Linked DNA regions of Homo sapiens: regions 2, 3 and 4 are each linked to region 1. The links are chromatin contacts, found by Hi-C or POLR2A ChIA-PET in ENCODE. All regions are on one chromosome and are shown on one strand. Each heading gives the region's core, a stretch centred on a gene start or an enhancer-like site at or near the end of the contact. The rest is flanking DNA. Distances are from core to core; before and after follow the strand shown. Region 1 holds the start of PRKCZ (protein kinase C zeta). Region 2 holds the start of TNFRSF14 (TNF receptor superfamily member 14). Region 3 holds the start of PEX10 (peroxisomal biogenesis factor 10). Region 4 holds the start of CDK11A (cyclin dependent kinase 11A).

Region 1 (3,143 bases), core at 177-2,676:
GAAAAACCCCGTCTCTACTAAAAATACAAAAATCAGCTGGGCATGGTGGTGGACACCTGTAATCCCAGCTACTTGGGAGACTGAGGCAGGAGAATGGTTTGAACCCAGGAGGCAGAAGTTGCAGTGAGCCGACATCATGCCATTGCACTCAGCCTGGGCAGCAAGAGCGAAACTCCATCTCAAAAAAAAGAAAAAGAAAGAAAAAAAGAGAAAACGTCTGAGAACCGACGGCTTGTATTTAAAACGTGTGAGTGGGTGGTGGCAGGAGAGGTAGACAGGGAGCAGGGCCGGCTTGGCGGAAGCTTTGCTGTAGAGAGGGGCAGAGATGGCTCGGTGGGTGGAGGGAGGGGCAAACGGTGTTTAAGAAGAAAAAACGACAGCTTCTGCGTAGGAGAGGGGCCTCCTGTCCATCTCCAGGGAGAACATGGGTTCTGTGGCCACAGGTCTCCCCAGGGCCTGGCATCAAGGAGGCGCCAGGCACGACCTGCGGGATGAAAGCACGTGGCTGAAGTCCTGGTGGCTGTGTCTGGGTGAGGGGTGTGAGGGCGTGGCCTGAGCAGGTCCACTCTCAGGGGAGAGGGGCCGAGGCCAGGAACTGGGTCTGGGTGTCCACCTGGTGCCTGGGTGAGGTCCTGCAGGCAGCAGGTCTGGGCTTCAGTGGATGCAGCCAGTAAGGGATGGGCTGATCAGGGAAAACCGTATTTTCAGGGGAGGAGCCCAGGAGGCAGGGAGCTGGGCGGCGGTGGAGGGGCCTGGAGGGCGATTGTCCAGATCAAGCCCCTCGAGTAAGGCCCGAGAGGCTGTGGCTTCAGAAATGAAGGTCATGGGCGACTCGGGCCAATGCCGCGTCCTTGACCTGGGCGAAGTGAGCGGTTGCACTCACGAGTGTGGACGGCCCTTCCCTACAGGGGACCTTGGATTCGCTGGGGGCGGAGTGGGGGCTGGGGCCCAGAGAACCCGAGTCCGGACGCTCCCGTCCGTGACCCTGGCCGGGTTCTCCGCTCCTCGCAGCTTCAGTCCGCAAGTGTGAGATGTCAGGGGACCCCTGGACGGCGGGGCCCTCGGGCTGGCAGCGCGCGCCGCAGGAGTTTCGATTCGGAGGGTCTGGGCGAAGGCCGAGAACTCGCGTTTCCAGCGAGTTCCCGGGGGCGCCGCTCCGTCCCAGAGGCCGGGGCCCCTCCGGTTGCCGGGCAGAGCCGCGCCGCGCGCGGTCCCATTGGCGCAGGTGCGCCGCGCCCCGCCCAACAGGTAGCCCCGCCCGACAGGTAGCCCCGCCCGCGCCTCGCCATTGGGCCGCGGCCGGGTGTCCCCCGAGGATTGGCCCAGGTGGCGGCCCCGCCTCGCCCTCATTGGCCGCAGGTGCCACCGCCCGCCCCGGGACCGCCCGCCCCGCGGATTGGCCGCTGGCTCCACCTCGGTCCGCCATGTTCGGACACCGCCCCCCGCCCCCGCCGGACGGTCCCGCCCCGCGCGCCCCCCGCTCCCGCCCCGCGCGCCGCCGGAGTTCCGCGGAGTTGACCGGGTCGGCGCCGTCGGTCCTGAGCGCTGCCTTCCGCGTTCCGCCGCGGCCCCACCTGGAGCCCCCGCCCCGCGCCATGGCCGGAGCTCCCGGGGCGCAGCGCTGACGGCGGCGGGGGGAGCGCGCCATGCCCAGCAGGACCGGCCCCAAGATGGAAGGGAGCGGCGGCCGCGTCCGCCTCAAGGCGCATTACGGGGGGTGAGCGGCGGAGAGGGCGGGGAGCGGCGCGGGTGAGGCAGGGAGGGCGGGGAGGGCTCAGCCGTCGGGGCTCCTGCGCGAGAGGGAGAGAGGGAAGGGGCGGCGAGGTCGCTGCGGGCCCGGGGCTGTCGCGGGAGGTCCTCGGTCCCCGCCCGTGAGCGTCACCCGCGGACACGTCGTGGACAGCGCGGGCTCCTTCCCCGGGACCGGGTTTCCCTGGGGTCGGCCCCGCGCCGCGAGCTCCTCGGCCCGGTCATTGTGGTAGACGTTTTCGCTGGAAAGTTGGGCGGGGACGTTCCGGCCGCAAACCTGTAAGGACTGAAAGTTTTCATCAAGTTGTGAAAACTCCTGGCGGGTTTCTTAAAATCAGCGTTTCCTAAACGTTCTCCACGTTTACCCGGTCGGGGGTCTCGCTTTAGCCAAAATCCGGAGACCCGGGGCGCGGGCGCTGTGGCTCCAATGCAGCCCCCGGCAGGGCTCGGGGCGGTCGGGCGGGGACAGGGGTTTCTGGAGGAGACGGTGGGGCCGAGACTGACCCTGGGGTTTGCGTCGCACCCGCCCCCCGGAGGCCCTTGCCTGGCTGTGGGAGGGGGCGCGGTCAGGTGCTGGAGCGGAGGGGTCCTGGACTCTTGGCCGCCGCCTCGGGGCAGCGCTGCTGGGGGTGGCGGGGGCTGCACCAGGTGGCCGGGCTCACAGGCACAGCGGAGGGGTCGCTGCCCCCCGAAGTGTGGGCGGTGGGGAGGGGAGGACCCGTGGGTTTGTTCTTCCACCTGTGCGCGTCTCCAGGAGCCCCGAACTGGGACCTCCGCTCCCGCGAGGGTGGCTGCTGCTGCAGAGAGGGAGGGGAGCAGAATGCGGGCTCCGGACTTGCACTGGCTGGTCCTTGGGATCTCGAAAAGCTGCTCCTGCCCCGGTGCGTCCTCAGCTACAGCGTGGGCAACCTGAGCCCCAGAGGCAGGGACGGCCGGCAGGGTTAGGCGGGTGACAACTTCCCCGGGCCACGTCCTCTCAGGACAGTGCCCCGGGGGTCTCTATGGTGCCCTGCGAGTCTGAGCGGGTTCAGCTTCCTGCGAACCTTGTCTTGGGGTCTCGGGTCAGCCATCTGGGGCTGCTTGGCCCCGGGTTTGTTGAGGAGGCTCAATTGTCTCTTCTTTGGGAAGGTTGGGGCCTCTGCAGCTCCCCTGTGGCAAGCACCTGGAACCTTCGGGGTGCAGTGGCCCGGGTTTGGTGCCAGAACCAGAAGAAAGGGATTTCTGGGGGACTGACCGTCCAGCCCTACCTGAAGAGGTAGGGCAGCCATGTCTTTTGGCCTGGAGGTCAGCAGGTTAAAACTTGGTATGGTTGACGTTCTGGCTATTGGACTTGTCCAGGGACCTGGGCTTCCTGTCTCCTTGCCATTCTGGAGCCACCACACTGGGCAACAGGT
Region 2 (3,143 bases), core at 312-2,811, 510 kb after region 1:
GAGAGTGGGGTTGGAGCCCCGTACCGGCAGGTGTAGGCGCTGTGTCTGCTCTTGGAGGTTGGGCGTTCTTGGGGAGTTGGTGAGGGAACGTGCTGTCCCTGCACCCTGGAGCCCCCATGCCCTCCTGGGGCCCCCGGGAGTGGAGGATGCAAGGGGCCCCCTTCTTCTTCCTTGCAAGACCCACATGGCTCTGCATGTGGGGGACATTCCTGGCAGGGGGCGCTGAGGGCCAGGATGTGAGTGCACCAGGGAAACAGCAGATGGGGCTCCTCTCCCAGGCTCCAGCTGTGGGGTGGGAGTCCATGCTCCTGCGTGTCTCTTGGGGGCTTTTCCTCCACTGGGTGCCACCTGGTCCCCCACCCTGCCTCAGAGTATTGGGGTCTGGGCTCGTCCACCCTGGATGCTGGCCAGGAGTGCACCTGCCTCTGGAGCTCGGGACGCTTGGCCCCACAGGACGGTGTCGCACACCACAGCCGGCCTAACTTCACCCCTGCCTGCTCCCTCTCCAGGGCCGGCCTGCAGGGCTGCACACTTTCTAGTTGGGGTGCAGGTCCCCGGGCTCCTGCCACAGATTCCTGTGGCTGGCCACCCTGCCAACTCTCCTGCAGGTGAGGGTGGGCGCAATCCCCAAGGTCCTTTCCACCAGATGCCACTGAGTCCCCCAGGGGCCAGGGCTGGACCCTGGAGGGGGTCACCTGGCTGAAGTCAGGACCAGGAGGGGCAGGGGGCAGTCGAGGGGCAGGGGGCGGTCCTGGGCCAGGCGTCTGGCAGATGGGCTTGCTGGAGGTGGGGGTTCCTGGTGTGCAGCAGGCGGTGCCAGAGGGGGTGACTGGGACCTGCTCTGGGCAAGCACAGGCGGTGCGTGACAGACCTGGGCTTCCATTGACTGCATCACGTCCAGCAGCAGGAAGGGGCCACGGGGGCACTGGCGTCGTCACGTGGGTCACGAGGTTCCATGTGATGCAGGGAGCGAGGCCGTCACGAGGGACTCACTGGTGCCTGCCTTGGGGCTCCGGGACTGTGGGCTGTCTCCATCCGGAGGTCTCCCTACCACCAGGCTCTGTGGGGCAGGGAAGCCCAGTGGGGTGCAGGGAGCCAGGAAGCTGGGGTGGGGTCAGGGCAGGGTCCACAGGGAGACCGGGCGAGGCTGGCAGCCTTCCCAGTCCGCGCAGCGTCTCTGCAGGGGGAGCAAGAGCTGCCCTTCCACCCCTCCCAGGGGACGGGTAGGGGCACTCTGGGCTTTTCCCACCCCCTCACGCAGGGACACAGGCCTGGTGGGTCTATGACTGAAATTGGCCAGACCGCATTCTGGTGGTTTTATTCGGAAGGGAAGTTTACCCTGTTCAGCAGAAGCTGAGATGGGAACAGGAAACCCACAGGGCCCCTTTATTCGGCAAAAATGTCAGTCAGCGCCCCGGGGAGCAGCCGAGGGTCCCTGAGTGTGTGAGTGAGGTGGGGAAACACAGATGGACTTTGGGGGGCTCCCCCTTCTACAGGAAACCCGGAGTGGACTGGAATGGTGCAGGGGGAGAACTCGCCCCTCCCATCGGGCGCCTCCTTCATACCGGCCCTTCCCCTCGGCTTTGCCTGGACAGCTCCTGCCTCCCGCAGGGCCCACCTGTGTCCCCCAGCGCCGCTCCACCCAGCAGGCCTGAGCCCCTCTCTGCTGCCAGACACCCCCTGCTGCCCACTCTCCTGCTGCTCGGGTTCTGAGGCACAGCTTGTCACACCGAGGCGGATTCTCTTTCTCTTTCTCTTTCTCTTCTGGCCCACAGCCGCAGCAATGGCGCTGAGTTCCTCTGCTGGAGTTCATCCTGCTAGCTGGGTTCCCGAGCTGCCGGTCTGAGCCTGAGGCATGGAGCCTCCTGGAGACTGGGGGCCTCCTCCCTGGAGATCCACCCCCAAAACCGACGTCTTGAGGCTGGTGAGCCCCCGAGCCTCCTCTCCGTCTGCTCGCAGATCCCAGTTCTGACCCCAGGGCCTCCCACAGATCTCTTCCCCATGCCCCTGTCCTGGCCGTTGCTGGCTCCGGCGTCCAGCCCGTCCCCTGCTGCCTGGGGCTCTCGGGTCAACCCAGACCCCCAGCACTGGGCTCACCACAGTGGGGTGAGCAGCAGAGCCACAGCCCTACCCAGCAGACCTCCTCCTGCGTGTGTCCCCCACTCACCACTCCGTCCACGGGCAGCTGGTGAGCCCCCATTTGGCCGGATGTGGGCACTTCTGGGGGCTGGGTGTCTCTGGGCGTCTCTGGGCGGGGCCCTCGAGCAGGTGACCCAACTCCCCGGCAGCCCTGACCTTGGTGACAGGTGATAAGATCAGTGTGCAGCAGGGGGCTGGACCCAGGTGGGTGGGGTGGGGATACTCTCCATGCTCATGTGGCACTCCTGCCTGTCCAGCCACTATCCCCATCAGGGGCCCCCGACTGCCCATCAGCCAGCCCAGGAACGAGGCCACGGCAGAGCCACCCTCCCCGATGTGGCCCTGATCAGCCTGTCACCCACTGTCTGGCTTGTGAGCCTCTGGGGCCCATCCCTGGCTGCCCCTGCTGGCTCTTCAGGGGTCAGCAGGTCCAACCTAGGCCAGCAGGGGGGCCGGCAGGTTGTCTGCCCAGTGGGCTCAATGCTCCCAGGTGTGGGGTGTGGGGTCCCTGGCGAGGGCAGAGTTCCAGTTCCCAGGGCTCCGCGCTGCCAGGCAGCGTCATCAGGGCTGGAGGAGGGGCGGTCCCCACCCTATCCCGGGCTCCAGCGGTCGGCAAGGTTGTTCCATGAGCCTGGCCTGGGGCCCGCTTCTGTCCTCTCTACCAGGCACTGCCGCTCCTCCCCATTGCACAGAGGGAGATTCAGGCTGTGGGGCCAAGCCTGGCAGAGCCCACAGGGCAGCCAGGGCATCTCCCAATGCCTGTCCTGACCCCCTTAGGTGCTGTATCTCACCTTCCTGGGAGCCCCCTGCTACGCCCCAGCTCTGCCGTCCTGCAAGGAGGACGAGTACCCAGTGGGCTCCGAGTGCTGCCCCAAGTGCAGTCCAGGTAGGTGCAGCCCTTTGGCGGGCCAGCTCTGTGGGCCGAGGGCAGACACTCTTGCCCCCTTCTGCCCCAGACACCCCTGTGTTCTCTGCCCCCACAGCCATGGGTGTGATGAAGCCCT
Region 3 (3,143 bases), core at 272-2,771, 360 kb after region 1:
CCTCCCGGCACGGAGCCTGGCTGTCCTCTGATATTTACCCATGCTCTTCCTGTCCCATGGCACTGTTCCTTTGGCCACGACACCCCCACCACTGGGCTCTAGTGCCACTGCTCCCTGAAACGTTCTGCTGGGAGTTCATGCCTTTAACGACTGCCTGCCCCACCCCCCAAAGACTTGATGGCTTTGCCTTTTTTTTTTTTTTTTTTTTTTTGAGATGGAGTCTCACTCTGTTGCCCAGACTGGAGTGCAGTGGCACGATCTTGGCTTACTGCAACCTCCGCCTCCCGGGTTCAAGTGATTCTGTCTCAGCCTCCCAAGTAGCTGGGATTACACGCACGCGCCACCACGCCCTGCTGATTTTTGTATTTTTAGTAGAGACGGGGTTTCACCATGTTGTGTAGACTGGTCTCGAACTCCTGACCTCAAGTGATCCACCCGCCTCGGCCTCCCAAAGTGCTGGGATTACAGGCGTGAGCCACCACACCCGGCATCTTTTTTTTTTCGTTTTTTAATCGGTGATGGGGTCTGGCCCCGTCGCCCAGGCTGGAGTGCAGCGGCACAATCATGGCTCACTGCAGCCTCATCCCTCGGGCTCAGGCGATTCTCTTGCCTCAGCCTCCTGAAGAGCTGGGATTACAGACGCCGCCACCACGTCCGGCTAATTTTCAGATTTTTTGTAGAGACGGGGTCTTGCCATGTTGCCCAGGCTGGTTTCAAACTCCTGGGCTCAAGCGATCCTCCCGCCTCTGCCTCCCAAACTGCTGGGATGACAGGTGCTGCTTCATTGAGTACACTGGCTTCTGTACTCAGCTCCCGGCCTGGTGAGGCAGGCAGGGCCTGGCTGAGCCTACACTGGGGTCAGCAGGGCGAGGGGCCTGGGCTGCTGCTCAGGCCTAGGAAAGGCCGGGGTCAGTGTGAACCGGACCGAGGTATGAGGCGTTCGCGCCGCGGGCGCTCTGACCCCTCTGCTCACAGGGGAGGATCGGAGGGAGGCTTGAAGCACTTGCCAAGGCCTCACACCTGGAGGGGACAGAGTCTTCCCCAGCCGCTGGCGTCAGCTGGACCTGCCCTGAGCTGGGGACGGGAAGGGCTTGGGCGGGAACTGGAGGCCCACGCAGGTCCCCCGCGGTGTCTGCGGCCTGTGCCTCTGGGGCCACCTGGCCAGGGAGGGCAGGAGGTGCCCCGCACATCCCTGAATGGCCGCAGGGCAGGCGAAGGAGACTGCCGGGTCCCAGGTTGTGGGACGGGCCCAGGCGACCGTGACCACACACGGCAGACACCCCGCCTCCATGAGGGGCAACACCCCCTGGGCCGCTCGCGAGGACGTCCGGCCGCGCCCGGCCCTCACCCGCCAGGCTGTGCAGGGCGCCGCCCGCCGCGCTCCGCAGCCCACCGCGGTAGTACTCGTCCTTCTGCGCCGCGCGGATCACCTCCGGGGGGCTGGCGGCGGCCGGGGCCATGGCCGCGGGTTCGGGTGGTCCCGAGCAGCCACGCCGGCCACGCCCACGCCCAGACGGGCGAGAACTGATGACGGCACGACGTGGCTCTGCGTGCGGCGCAGACCTCTGCGTCAAGGTGCTGGGGCGGGGCCGGACTGGGGCTGGAGGCGGGGCCAGGGCCCGGGCGGAAGCGGGGCTGGAGTCCGAACCAGCGCAGCGCGGGGCGGGGCAGCGGGAAGGTAGTCGGAGGCGCAGGGCGGAGCGGAGCGGGGCGGGGCCCGCGAGCCGAGGTGGGGGCGGGGCACGCGCGAGGGGCGCTGGCGAGGCAGCGGGATGGGCTCGCGGCCGCGTGGTTGCTGCGACCTCGGGGTCCTACGCTGCCAGGGGCCCCTGCTCTGCTCCCTGCACGTCCACGGGCCGCCCTCCCACTGGGGACAGCGCTGCGGAGTGGAGACGCTGCAGGCCCATTTACGGCTGGGGAGACGGAGGCTTTCGCTTGGGTCTTCGGGAAGCCGAGCTCCCAGCGCCGGCCGCGGCGGTCCCGCCCTCGCGCCCTTTGAGCTGCGCGGGCTCTCAGCGCGGGTTGGCCAGTTCCGGGGAGCCGGTCGGTTTGGGGGCCAGAGGGGCACGAGGCGAGACCCGGGACCTTCCAGGCCCCGAGCAGCCGCCTTCCCCAGTAATCCTGCGCGAAAAGCACACGGCCGGCTTGGTGTGGACGCCCCCCTGGTGCCCACGGGAGGCAGGGCCTGGCGGGTGGGGGGCAGCCGGGAAGCCGCCGCGTGGTTCCAGGACGGGCGGAAGGTGGCCTTCCACCCTCCACCCTCCACCCTGCCTGGCCTGAGCCCCGCAGGTGCTCTGGGGAACCACATCGCAGGCGCTCCGATCCCTCTGCTCCCAGGGGACGAGCGGAGGGAGGCCTGAAGCACTTGCCAAGGCCGCACACCTGGAGGGGACAGAACCTTCCCCAGCCGCTGGCCACAGCTGGACCTGCCCTGAGCTGGGGGTGGGAAGGGCTGGGGCGGGAACTGGAGGCCCACGCAGGTCGCCTGCGGTGTCTGCGGCCTGTGCCTCTGGGGCCGCCTGGCCAGGGAGGGCAGGAGATGCCTGGTACATACCTGAATGGCTGCAGGGCAGGTGAAGGAGAAGGCCCTGTTTTTTGGCCCCAAGGGCAGCACTTGGCCCTGGAGAGTCCTGCAGGATTGCAGGAGGAAGGCAGGGCACGACAAGGGGGCGTCTGCGCCCCGCTGACCTCAGTGGGGAGGGCCTCCAGTTCCTTGCCTCACCTCTGGTTCCATCTACAGGAGCTCAGCTGTGGGATCATCCCCAGACTGGCACAGCCCAGTCACAAAGCCAGAGCCCCACACTGCAGGAATGGCCCCTCTTACAGGGAAGGGGCATGGCCTGGGTGGCCCCGCCCCGCAGGCCCTCTGGCTACCAAACCTCCCAGCGCCCCCGCGCCCCTTTGGAGTTCTGACCCCGCGGGTGCACCCGTGTCTCCTGGACACAGAGGCTGCCCTCTGATTGGGTTGAGCACCTTGGGCTGAACCCCTCATCCGTGGACCAGGCAACCCGGCATCGCCCACGTGGAGCCGCTGAGGTGATCATGTGTTCTGGTCAATGCTTAGATAACAGTTTGAGATGCCGCTCTGGCCCCTGGGTTCATGGCTCCACGTCTGATTCTGAGGAGGAGGCTTCGGCTCCTTT
Region 4 (3,143 bases), core at 482-2,981, 330 kb before region 1:
AGCGTTGTTCTAATGGAAAAATGAGGGCAAAGAAATTAAATCTCCTTTAAGAAAACCACTTACTTAAAAAAATATGGCTTACATTTTTTAAGCGTTTTATCTCTGCTTTCTCCTCTTGTTCCTTCCTTCGTTTCTTTTCCTGAAGAATTTCATCTAAAGTTTTCACTTTCCAAGAGTCCTTTTCATCACCCATTTGAGTTAAAACACTGCAAAAAGAAAAATAATTCAGCCTACATCAGGACACAGCAAGCTATGGTGCTGAACACTTGAACCTAGTCACTTTTGAGGGATTCAGAATAAATCCTCATTAAGAATAAGAAGTTGTGCCCGGCGCAGTGGCTCAAGACGGTAACCCTAGCACTTTGGGAGGCCGAGGCGAGCAGATCGCTGGAGTTCCGGAGTTCAACACCAGCCCGGGCAACATGGCAAAACCTCGTCTCTACAAAAAATACAAAAGTTAGCCCAGTGTGGTGGCGCGTGCCTGTATTCCTAGCTACAGGAAGGAGGCTGCTAGAGGCAGGAGGATCACTTGAATCAGAGAGGTCAAGGCTGCAATGAGCCAAGACTGCGCCACTGCACTCCAGCCTAGATAACAAAGTAAGACTTGGTTAAAAAAAAAAAAAAAAAAAGGTAAGCTCTAGGCTGAGGCGGGTGGATCACAAGGTCGGGAGGTCAAGACCAGCCTGGCCAACACGGCGAAAACCCTGTCTCCACTAAAAATACAAAACTTAGCTGGGCGTGGTGGCGGGTGCCTGTAATCCCAGCTACTCGGGAGGCCGAGGCAGCAGAATCGCTTGAATCCGAAAGGCGGAGGTTCCGGTGAGCCGAGGTCGCGTCACTGCACTCCAGCAAGACCCCGTCTCAAAAAAAAAAAAAAAAAAAAAAAAAAAAAAAAAAACAAGAATGATAAGTTGTAAGCCAGGCAAGGTGGCGAGCGCCTGTAGTCCCATATACTCTGCAAGCTGAGATGGGAGACCGATTGAGCCCAGGAGTTCCAGGCTGAAGTGCGCTTGTGAACAGCCACTGCGCTGCAGCATGGGCGACAAAAAAGAGTGATGGGTTCTGAAAAATGACCGCTTGAAATCAAGTCTCGTTTCTGTCATTCTTGTATGGTCTTGGGTAACGTAATTCACCTCAGTTCAGTCTTCCGTACAACCAGAATAACAACACCTACGTGATAGTATCGATCGCGGATTAAAGATCATCCGTTTAAAGGCTCTTAACTCAGGACCTGCCACTCATCAAACACTGCTTTTACTGTCAGAATCTGCTAGAAAGACCGCTTGGACTACGTGAAGCCACTAGCACACTGGACAGCTGCACCTTGAGACCGGGGAGATGCTCCGAGATGTGCTCGCGAACAAGGCCACCTGACCCGGGCACTGGGCTATTTCCTCGGGTTCAGTCCCGCACACTTGAGGTTCAGCCTGGCAGACGTTGGCTCCAGACAGCGTTTGGACCCGCCGCCTCCACCACCCAAAGTTCCGTGCGGGATGAGACTGTCCGCGGAAGCGAGGGTGTCGCTCGCCCCCGGGCCCGGGTCCGCCCCGCTCCGAGGCCTGCTCGGAAGAAAGACCTCGGTGCGCAGTTCTCGTCGCGCTCCCACACCTGGTCCGCCCAGTCGGAACTCACCCCTACGGGGCCGCGGCCGGTCCCTGAGCCTGAGAAGAAACAGCAACCGGCGCTCGCCAGAAGTATCCTCACTTCCTGTGTTGACGCCTAATGATGATATAATAGCCGACCTCTGGCCCAGAACTCAAGACGACAGGGGCTCGCTCTGTGCGGCACTTCCTGTGTCTGCGCGGGATGATGACGCATAAAACAGCGCTTGCTCAGGTCCAGGACTCCAAAAGAAACTGCGCCGTGAGCTGCACTTCCGACTTCGGCGCGGGCCGGGGCGCCGAGCAGAGCGACGCCGACTTTTGGAGCAGTTTGCGCCTGCGCGGAACGCGTGGCCGGCTTCCGGAATCCTACCGGGACTTTTCCGGTAGCGAAGCCCGCGCCTGTGCCAAGGCTTGCGAGCAGAATGCCTTCGCGATGGACGCCCGCATTCCACCCCCTTGACCGCTGGGACCCCTAGTGGCGGGTGGGTGGAGCGCGCTCCATTTACCTGCTGGTTACCTCGTGAGGCGCCTCAGGTCTGTGTGTCTTGTAAAGGCCGATCTCGGAATTTAACTCTGAACCTTACTCAGAAACAAAGCAGGGAGAGCTCTTACGATGTGATTTTATTTTATTTATTCATGTATTTACTTTTGAGTCGGAGCCTTGCTCTGCCGCCCAGGTTGGAGTGCAGTGGCGTGGTCTTGGCTCACTGCAGCCTCCTCCCGGGTTCAAGGAATTTTCCTGCCTCAGCCTCCCGAGTAGCTGGAACCACAGGCCCGCGCCACCACGCCCGGCTAATTTTTATATTTTTGGTAGAGACGAGGTTTCGCCATATTGGCCAGGCTGGTCTCGAACTCCTGACCTCAAGTGATCCGCCTGCTTCGTCCTCCTAAAGTGCTGGGATTACAGGCGTGAGCCACCGCGCCGGGCCTTTTACAATGTGATTTTGAAGCTGACACTGGCAGTGGGTCCTCAAAGTGCAGACTCACTGGGTATGGTGCTTCCCCCAACTCCCAGGGCCCCACTCCAAACCCATGGATTCAGAGCATTGCAGGAGAAGAGGATAAAACGAGCAATTAATTCCCTTTCCATATGTCAGGTTTTCCTCTTGCCTTGAAAAGTCACAGAAAAATGCTTTAGACATCTGAATCTCAGGAAACAAACAATGGAAGATAAACATCCGCATTTACTGGGCCTGAAATGGGAAAATGAAAGATGTGGCAAGAAACTGACAAGGGCCCAAGAAGGGCGATGGGTATCGGAATTCTTTTCATCCCGGAATGAAATGCTGCTTGCTTTGTGTACCCAAGCTCTTTTTTTATTTTTATTTTTTTGAGACGGAGTCTCGCTCTGTTGCCCAGGCTGGAGTGCAGTGGCGCGATCTCGGGTCACTGGAAGCTCCGCCACCCGGATTCACGCCATTCTCCCGCCTCCACTCCATTCGCCCGCATTAGGCTCCTGAGTACCTGTGACTACAGGCGCCTGCCACCATGCCCGGCTAATTTTTTTTTTATTTTCGGTAGAGACGGGGTTTTACCGTG

Evidence for each region. A loop is a pair of places that touch in the nucleus more often than their neighbours do. ChIA-PET counts read pairs that join two places held with the same protein, here RNA polymerase II (POLR2A). Pooled maps may share reads with other maps.
Region 2: a loop to region 1 is called in a map of CD8-positive, alpha-beta T cell, with 3 times the contacts of the local background. The contact joins the promoter of TNFRSF14 here to the promoter of PRKCZ in region 1. A Hi-C loop is called at or near these places in 1 of 168 maps with a recorded cell type or tissue (CD8-positive, alpha-beta T cell) and 8 of 50 pooled maps. POLR2A ChIA-PET finds 5 or more read pairs at or near these places in 1 of 52 experiments (activated CD4-positive, alpha-beta T cell).
Region 3: a loop to region 1 is called in a pooled map, with 15 times the contacts of the local background. The contact joins the promoter of PEX10 here to the promoter of PRKCZ in region 1. A Hi-C loop is called at or near these places in 7 of 50 pooled maps.
Region 4: a loop to region 1 is called in a pooled map, with 12 times the contacts of the local background. The contact joins the promoter of CDK11A here to the promoter of PRKCZ in region 1. A Hi-C loop is called at or near these places in 1 of 168 maps with a recorded cell type or tissue (Ramos) and 5 of 50 pooled maps. POLR2A ChIA-PET finds 5 or more read pairs at or near these places in 1 of 52 experiments (HEK293).

Annotation. Positions count from the first base shown.
Region 1 is chr1:2,048,985-2,052,127 of GRCh38, forward strand. It overlaps PRKCZ (protein kinase C zeta), which reads left to right and starts at 1,427. Exons shown (of 18, transcript NM_002744.6): 1 at 1,427-1,717. The coding sequence starts at 1,647. It overlaps PRKCZ-DT (PRKCZ divergent transcript), which reads right to left and starts at 1,086. Exons shown (of 3, transcript NR_135509.1): 1 at 884-1,086; 2 at 614-682; 3 at 217-484. RefSeq lists a silencer at 1,005-1,614.
Region 2 is chr1:2,554,810-2,557,952 of GRCh38, forward strand. It overlaps TNFRSF14 (TNF receptor superfamily member 14), which reads left to right and starts at 1,562. Exons shown (of 8, transcript NM_003820.4): 1 at 1,562-1,924; 2 at 2,917-3,025. The coding sequence starts at 1,856. TNFRSF14-AS1 (TNFRSF14 antisense RNA 1) reads right to left here and starts at 2,202. Exons shown (of 7, transcript NR_037844.2): 1 at 2,168-2,202; 2 at 1-1,887.
Region 3 is chr1:2,411,043-2,414,185 of GRCh38, forward strand. It overlaps PEX10 (peroxisomal biogenesis factor 10), which reads right to left and starts at 1,522. Exons shown (of 6, transcript NM_002617.4): 1 at 1,349-1,522. The coding sequence starts at 1,460. RefSeq lists enhancers at 169-749, 750-1,330, 1,331-1,911, 1,912-2,491 and silencers at 1,108-1,487, 1,648-2,247.
Region 4 is chr1:1,722,626-1,725,768 of GRCh38, forward strand. It overlaps CDK11A (cyclin dependent kinase 11A), which reads right to left and starts at 1,732. Exons shown (of 20, transcript NM_024011.4): 1 at 1,633-1,732; 2 at 83-206. The coding sequence starts at 193. RefSeq lists enhancers at 1,615-1,844, 1,825-2,664.